2 separate regions of the Homo sapiens genome follow, and region 2 is linked to region 1. A link is an interaction called in ENCODE POLR2A ChIA-PET data of the cell type or tissue named here. Cell type or tissue: PC-3. All regions are shown on one strand. Each heading gives the region's core, and the rest is flanking DNA. Links, peaks and the distances in the headings are about the cores only.

What was found. ChIA-PET counts read pairs that join two places held together with the same protein. Peaks named below come from ENCODE experiments on the same cell type or tissue, not always from the same donor. Only the 100,000 strongest peaks of a DNase experiment are listed, where the experiment ranks them.
Region 2: POLR2A ChIA-PET joins it to region 1 with 11 read pairs; 6 of 35 experiments call an interaction of 5 or more read pairs at or near these places.

The regions. Positions count from the first base shown.
Region 1 is chr1:23,012,391-23,016,791 of GRCh38, reverse strand. TEX46 (testis expressed 46) reads left to right here and starts at 940. Exons shown (of 3, transcript NM_001242521.2): 1 at 940-1,020; 2 at 2,747-2,909. The coding sequence starts at 1,019. In PC-3, for the core only: no CTCF peak of the experiment used is centred there; no DNase peak of the experiment used is centred there.
Region 2 is chr1:23,338,973-23,343,373 of GRCh38, reverse strand. HNRNPR (heterogeneous nuclear ribonucleoprotein R) reads left to right here. Exons shown (of 11, transcript NM_005826.5): 2 at 2,357-2,522. The coding sequence starts at 2,366. Among named protein-coding and RNA genes, the nearest start is that of HNRNPR, 3.1 kb to the left of the region's middle. In PC-3, for the core only: no CTCF peak of the experiment used is centred there; no DNase peak of the experiment used is centred there; H3K4me3 peaks cover 2,412 bases.

The DNA of each region.
Region 1 (4,401 bases), core at 835-3,334:
GCCAGGCACAGTGACTTGCATCTGTAATGCCAGCATTTTGGGAAGCCGAGGTGGAAGGATTGCTTGAGCCCAGGAGTTTAAGGCTACAGTGAGCTATGGTCACGCCACTGCACTCCAGCCTGGGCAACAGAGCAAGACCCTGTCTCTAAAACAATAAAAATTTTAAAAAGCCCCAACAAGTGGTAACCAATTTGATACAATCATACACCGCATAACAATGTTTCCATCAACAACAGACTGCATATGAGATAGTGTTCCCATAAAATTATATAACACATTTTTACCATACCTTTTCTACCTTTTCTATGTTTAGACAGAATTGCTACAGTATTCAGTACAGTAACATGCCATACAGGTTTGTAGCCTATTAACAATACACTATACCATATAGCCTAGGTGTGTAGTAGGCTATACCATTTAGGTTTGTGTTAAGTATGCTCTATGATGTTCACACAACAATGAAATTGCCTAATGGCGCTTTTCTCAGAATGTATCCCATCGTTCAGTGAGGCATGGTCCTAGCAAGGCATGATTCTATATTGGAATATCACAGCCACTAAAACTGATATTTTTACATAAAGAATTCCTGGCCGGGTGTGGTGGCTCATGCCTGTAATCCCAGCACTTTGGGTGGCCGAGGCGGGTGGATCACCTGAGTTCAGGAATAGGAGACCAGCCTGGCCAACAATGGTGAAACCCCGTCTCTACTAAAAATACAAAAATTAGCCAGATGTGGTGGCACTTACCCGTTTTTTCCCCAGAAATAACTAATTCATATCAGATGTTTTTATTGTGATAAAATACACATAACATAAAATTTATGATCCTAACCATTTTGAGTATACTGTTTAGTAGTGTTAGATGCATTCACATTGTTGCATAAACAATCTCCAGAATTATTTTCATCTTGCAAAATTCTGTATACATTAAACAATGACTACATTTGCCCCTCCTTCCAGACCCTGGCAGCCACCATTCTACTCTTTGCCTCTATGAATTTGACTATTGTAGATAGCTCATGTAAGTGGAATCATACGGTATTTGTTTTTTTTTTGTGACTGACTTATTTCACTTAGCTTAATGTCCTCAAGGTTCATCTATGTTGTAACATGTTAGAATTTCCTTCCTTTTTAAGGCTGGTAATATTGCGTGTATATAACATTTTATTATCCATTCATCTGTGGATGGACACTTGGGTTACTTCCACATTTTGGCTATTGTGAATAATGCTGCTGTGAACATTGGTCTACAAATATCTCTTCAAGACTCTGCTTTCAATTCTTTGGGAATACCCAAAAGTGGAATTACTATAGCAATGTATGCTTTTTTTTTTTTTTTTTTTTTTTTTTTTTTTTGAGAAGGAGTCTTACTGTTGTCGCCCAGGCTGGAGTGCAGTGGCGCGATCTCGGCTCACTGCAACCTCTGCCTCCTGGGTTCCAGCAATTCTCCTGCCTCAGCCTCCCGAGTAGCTGAGATGACAGGCGCCCGCAACCACGCCTGGCTAATTTTTGTATTTTTGGTAGAGACGGGGTTTCACCATGTTGGCCAGTCTGGTCTGGGGTGGTCCACCCGCCTCAGCCTCCCAAAGTGCTGGGATTACAGGCGTGAGCCACCGTGCCTGGCTAGCATTTTTTAAAAGCTGATGTCTTCACTGGGCACGGGGACTCACACCTGTAATCCCAGCACTTTGGGAGGCCGAGGTGGGCAGATCATTTGAGGTCAGGAGTTCGAGACCAGCCTGACCAACATGGTGAAACCCTGTCTCCACTAAAAATACAAAAATTAGGTGGGTGTGGTGGTGCGTGCCTGTAATCCCAACTACTTGGGAGGCTAAGGCAGGAAAATCGCTTGAACCTGGGAGGCAGAGGTTGCAGGGAGCCAAGATGGTACCAGTGCACTCCAGCCTGGGCAGCAGAGTGAGAGTCTGTCTCAAAAAAGAAAATAAATAAATAAAATAAAATAATAAAAGTTAATGTCTCCAGGAGGGAGAATTGCTTGAGGCTAGGAGTTTGAGACCAGCCTGGGCAATATAGCAAGACCTTGTCTCTAAAAAAATAATTTTTTTTTTTAATTAGCTGGGCATAGTGGCACATGCCTGTAGTCTTAGCTACTCAGGAGGCTGAGGCAGGAGGATCACTTGAGCCCAGGAGTTGGAGGCTTCAGTGAGCCACAATCACACCACTGCACTCCAACCTGGGCAACACAGTGAGACCTTGTCTCAAAAATAAAATAAAATAATAATAAATAAAAAATTAATGTCTAACTATACAGAGTCCAAAACCTAATCAATATTACATATTATATTAAACAAAGTTACCTTCCCCTAAAGTATCAGGTGACCAATAGATGGGCTAGTATAACTGTGAAAGCAGTTATGTCTAAGTTTGGATAACTTTTCTTTGCCCCTATGATGGTAGGGGCTCTGTATTGGCCATTTTTTTTGCTAGTAGCGAGGCCCAGAAGTACTGGTGAATGAATGAGGAGGCCTACATCACCTGGCTATTGTGAGGACATCATGAGATAATGCTTTCAAACTGCCTGTCAAAGAGTCTGGCACATAGTGGGTGCTTCAGACAAAGGAGGAGTTATTATTATTGTTATGCGGCAGCTGGGTGGGGGGAGGGAGCTGGCTATGACTCAGAGGAGTGGGTGGCCGTGACTCTTGTCATGGAGGGGCCTGAGGCAGGGTCCTGGGGCCTGTGTGCCTCCACGCCATAATGCTGGCAGAACTGATATTTCTCTTTAGGAGTCTCCATGGGATACTTGCCTCCGCAGGCACCATAGGAGCAGTGGCAGCTTGGCTGATGAGCTATAAGCCAGCCTTGTTTGGGTTCCTATTCCTTCTGCTGTTGCTTAGCAACTGGTTGGTCAAGTATGAACACAAGCTCACCCTCCCAGAGCCCCAGCAGGTGAGCACAAGATGGGGCTTGGCTTCAGCTCAGGGATAGGGGATATTTGCAGCTAGATTAGGTGGGTAGGGAACAGGGTAGGTGTCGAAATAATGGGGCAAGACTGGGGAATCCAAGACTGGTCTAAACCACCACTCTACAGCTTCCTCTTAGGTGGTGCTGGGTAAATCACTTCCCTCCACGAGGCCTCAGTTGCCTCACCTCAGCTGTTAAATCAGGACCACCCCAGACTCTCCTATTTCATGTTTGATGTCAACATGCTTTGGCAAGAGTAACAACTACTTTAATGTGAAAAAAATAAAAAAAATTAACATGGACGAACATAGATACGTATCTAAAATAGAATAATGAAGACAGCAGAAATGTACATAGATTATGACATCTTTCATTTAATGTTAAAAAACATGCTAGGCTGGGCGCAGTGGCTCACGCCTGCAATCCCAGCACTTTGGGAGGCCGAGGCAGGTGGATCACTTGAAGTCAGGAGTTCAAGATCAGCCTGGCCAACATGGTAACACCTCGTCTCTACTAAAAATACAAAAATTAGCTGGGTGTGGTGACACACACCTGTAATACCAGCTACTCAGGAGGCTGAGGCAGGAGAATCACCTGAACCCAGGGGACTGAGGTTGCAGTGAGCTGAGATCATGCCACTGCACTCCAGCCTGGGCAACAGAGCAAGCTTCCATCTAAAAACAAAAATAAAAAGCAAAACAGCCTGGCGCAGTGGCTCACAGCTATAATCCCTGCACTTTAGGATGCCGAGGCAGGTCAACGACCACTTGAGGCCAGGAGTTTGAGAATAGCCCAGGCAACATGAGGAAACCCCATCTCTAAAAAAAATACAAAAATGAGCCAGGCATGGTGGTGCGTGCCTGTAGTCTCAGCTACTCAGGAGACTGAGGTGGGAGAATCACCTGAGCCCGAGAAGTTGAGGCTGCAGTGAGCATGCCACTGTACTACAGCCTGGATGACAGAGTGAGACTCTGTCTCAAAAAAAAAAAAAAAAAAAAGGCAAAACAATAGCCTATCTTATTTATGGATGTGTATGTGCAGTGAAAGTATTTTAAGGCAGGATGCCTCAACCTTGGCACTATTGACATATTGGGCCAGATAATTCTCCATTGTGGGAGGCTCACCTGTCACCTGTGCATTGTTAGCTTAGCGGCCACCCCGGCCCCTACCCATGAGATGCCAAGTAGCACACCTGCCATTTCATGACAATCCAAAGTATTTCCAGATATTGCCAAATGTCCCCTGGGGAAGGCAGAATGCCTCCCATTGAGAACTACTTTATAAAGAAATGCATGGAAAAATAAATTTTAAATGCAGGATTACAGTTAAGGTGATGATATTCAGGGAGGGAGGAGGATGCTGTGGGTGTGAGAGTCCACAGGGAACTTTAGTTATATTTATGATATTTTATTTCTTAAGTTGATATGGGAATATGAGTATTTGTTGTATTATTTACCTTTTTGCATGCCTGATATGT
Region 2 (4,401 bases), core at 1,268-3,767, 330 kb before region 1:
GCTCGACACTCCTAAGCCATGAGATAACCGTTAGTCTCATTTCGTTGGTTCTTTTAAAGCCCGTCTCTTAATATGAAGAATTTGCACAGAGAGGTTCAGAAAAAGTCAGGGAGGAGTTAGTGCTGACATCCCGAATCTCCCAGCAGCCCTTTTAAATCTTTAAATGTCTCCTTTTTTTTTGCAAAAATGTTTAGATCAAATGACTCCAGTCACGTTAGTATATTTGCTGCATCCAGAAATATGGTTTGGCTGTGTGGCATTGTGTTGAATGCCACATTTGAATGAGTTTCAAATGGTCTCATATGACATAAAAAGTCTTTTCAAAATGAGCATTTTGTATTTGGCTTGAAGAGAGAGGGCTTTCCTTGATCCGAAGGTTTTATTTTCTGGAATCTAATTATTTTACGGTTTTTTTGTTAAAATTTACAAACTTTTTTTGAAAATTTTAACCAATTTCAGTATCAACTTGTAGAGCCTTTGCAATGAAATGGTAGGCATAAATATTTCTGTCTTGTACTTAATACACAACTTGTCTTTTTGCTTTACACATACTTAAAAACCCCACCTTAACAGATGTTCATTGAACTTTTCTGTTAAAAATTTGCCTCTTTTCTGTGACTGATAGTATTCCTAGGTACAATGCTGTAAGGGTCTTGTGATACTGAGAACTTTTGAGTTCTGATGATCTTAAGGTAGTATGTGGGGATGGGGGAGCATGGGAAAACAGAACCTTATGTTCGCAAGGAGATTTTGTGTTTTAGGATGCATCTTTATAGAAATAGGTCGTGTTAATCAGTAAACGTATTCATCTCACACAATACAGTTTCTTGATCAAAAGTGTGACATTTCGAATGTTTCCGTTTTTGCTAGTTCATCAGAATTTGAAGCTTGTCTTGAGAAACATCCACCCAGAATTTAACCACAGTCTGCGTCTATTAAGGGCTATCGAGTCTTAATAGTGTTTTGTAATTGTGAGGAGTCATGTTTATCTCATTTTCAGAGTAATCCTTTGCATTTTCTTCTTCTTCCTACTCTCTATTACCTCCTTCCCCTCTTGGTCTTCCTCCCTCTTTCGTTAACTTCAACTAAGTATCAGTGGACTTTGAAATGAAAAGAAGTTGTTTTAAGCCAGAAAACTGCACCTGGTGCATTTGCACAATGTTCGATAAGCTGTCGGGAAGTGTGGTTATCTTATGTGTCTTAGTACTTTGTAGGAGACTTGTATTTTCTTTATAGATGACTAGGTATCTTGAGTTTCATCAAGAAAAGTAGGCTTTTTCTTGAGATCCACCTTTATGTCTTTTATTTAGTATGTGTTGCAATGTCTTGTTCTGCTGCCTATTATCTTCATCACATTGTAATTTCACCACAGACAAATGCACTTTAATTCCCTGTCTTTTGAGGCAGTACACAGACTGGCCTTGTATGGTTTATTGTTTACTCTCTCTCTTCAGGGAGTCAGTCCATTTCAGCATTACCTACAGGCTGAATGTACAAAATTATTTTTGATAGGTTAATCTGAGAAATCTGGCTGAAGTTTAGCCTAATTAGGTAACGGTTTTTGAAATATTTGGAAGAAGTTGTCCATTCTTCAGTATGTTTTTACATCTTTATTTTACTGATATGAAAATTTCAACATGTACTCTTTTTTTTTAAGAAGCAACCTAAACTATAGCTCACTTAGTATTTTATTTGGACTGAAAACAATTGTTTCGCTTTTAAACTTGGTCATTTTTTCTTTTAAATCTGTGGGAATAGCGAATTAATCTTAGAACAAAAATTAATGTCAAGTTGGTTTTTTTTTGTTTTCGTTTTGTATTGTTAGGTGGAGAAAACCCAAACCACCAGCATGTTGAACTAGAGAAAACAGGGCACTTATTTCACACCGATACTGTATTTGAAGCAGAGCCAGGAAAATTTGAAAGTCCTTAAATCTTGATTAAGTGGTCTGTGGGTGTTCATTCTGTTTTTAAAACAAAACTTTTTAAAACTGTGTAAGACCCGAGAGCTGAGGGGCTTTTTAGTAAAGGATTTTGTAGTGATTTTGATCTTTTCACCAGGACAGAACAGCTGCTTTTGTTAATCAGCAATTCTACCTTCAGTAAATTAAAGCCTTTATCTTACCCGGTGTACATGAAGTTCCTTAAAGATCTAATGCTTCCATGTACATTTTCTATGGTTTTACAGGATTATTATTGCCAATTTAGGTCAGATACATCACAGGAGGAATAAATTATTATTTTGATAGAGGTTATTAGCAGCATGTATACAAATTAGTTTAGATAAATCATGCATTGTCCTACAAACTAGTTATTTCTGGCTTAATGTAATATAGCTCCTGAATTTTTTCCAGCAGCATAATAAAATGGCTAATCAGGTGAATGGTAATGCGGTACAGTTAAAAGAAGAGGAAGAACCAATGGATACTTCCAGTGTAACTCACACAGAACACTACAAGACACTGATAGAGGCAGGCCTCCCACAGAAGGTGGCAGAAAGACTTGATGAAATATTTCAGACAGGTATAATATGCATTTCTTGTTTCTGACTGGTTATGAAAGTGAGGGCAAACCACTTTGAATTTTATAGTTTTTTAAGGTTAAATAATACTTATTGTTTCTGATCTGTAGAGCTGAATGTTTGTTACTTTCCCTTCATTGAAGGCATATTGGGTTTGACTTTGATACTCTTATTTCATTATTTTGAAGCCTTCTTAGTGTTGAATATGCAGTCTTAGTTGTTTCAGAACAGCACATCGATTTGTCTTAGATTTACCACCCATAAAAATGTATGTTTCTGCATACCAAATTTTACATTTTTTTCTTAATCAAAATCAGTCATCATTTTGCTTTTGCTTTTCTACTTTTACCTTCTTAAAGTGATTGTTAAATCAGCTTAGGTCTGATTAGGTGGCATAACAAGAGGATAGCTGTATCGTCTGAAACCATAATAAATGTCAGACTCCTTGAGAGTTTGTGGCTTGTCTAGTTTCTAATAGAAATCCACATCTCTCCGTAATTTGGAAGTGTTTGGTTGTAACAGCTGCTTCTTTTTTTTTTTTTTAATCCAGAAGTGCCATGGTTAAGTGCTTAAGCAAATTTGAACATCTTAATATAGTTGGTTGTAAGTGGTTTGAAGTTTTAAAGAGGGAGAGAAATATTTACCCTTAGGGAGCGTTGTTCATAAATGAATGTGTCCTCCTCCTTTGGGGACATAGATGGAAACTTTCTTCCTCTGTGTTGTGTGTGCCTATTCAGATTCTGAGAGAGAATTGAATTGTCTCACTCACAAATGTGTCTTAAGTACAGTAGTAGCAAATAGCTGTTTTTTTTTTTTTGTCCTTAAAAAATTTTTAAATCTGGGAAGCTTAGCATAATTTTAGACATTAAAATGACTTATAAAAATGACTCCTGGGTCATGGTCGCATTTGAAAATCAGTCCTCAGGAACTTTCTGTGACATTCTGCCATAGAGAATTGGCAGTGATCTGCTTAGAGATGCTCTCTTGTAGAGTGTTTTGTTATTGATAAGAGGCTGATGGTTTGGGCGTAGACTTGGTTTGACAAAATGGATTGATGGGTGTCCTGAGTTGTGGCTTCGGGTGGTGGTATGGAATATTCAAGTGAGGCAGCTCCAGTTATTTACACATGCTCATTTCGAGCTTTTGAAACAAATCATGGCAACTTTTTTAAAAAGTAACTTTGGAAGTGGCATTACATTTATTTAAAATTTACTATATGGAATAAAGTTCTTTTTAGCTTTATCAAAATGGAGTCACTTTTCATGTTCATATGAACTTGGGGGTTTTAATCTACGAAATACTTGCATTTTACGTTGGATCAATTCTGAAATATATTCCATATGTAAATATGACACAAACTTAACAGACTTAAGAAATTATATTTTAAACTTAGTAGATGTTCTGTGTGCAGTTGAATATACTTACATATATGAAATGCAGTGTATATATTTTCTGTCAAGTTTACTTGTAAGACCATAAAGTCTTTATTGCCATTTGAAAATGATTGTCGTTCTTGACAGTCAATGTGAATGCCACAGCATCTTTTAAATCTCAGCTTGTCACTTCAGAAGAACAAAGAATGCCTTAAAGTATGACTTTCAGAATTGATTAATCAAGCTGCACTTGCATTTGTAGAAGTTTAAAATTATGCCTTTCCACATTCTGACTGCAGCAAAGTGGATGCTCAGATAAACAAATGCATTTCAGTTTATCTTTGGTGTTCAGGAGGGAAAGCCTTTTGACACTTTTTGGAGAGTGGAAAGAATTACTTAGTAAAATTTGTTTTCAGATTTTCCTCCACCTCTTAGGTGGTTAGCATCAACTGTAACCGTCTGTAATTTGAAGGTTTATCCTTGGAAAACGCAATGTATTCTTATCACT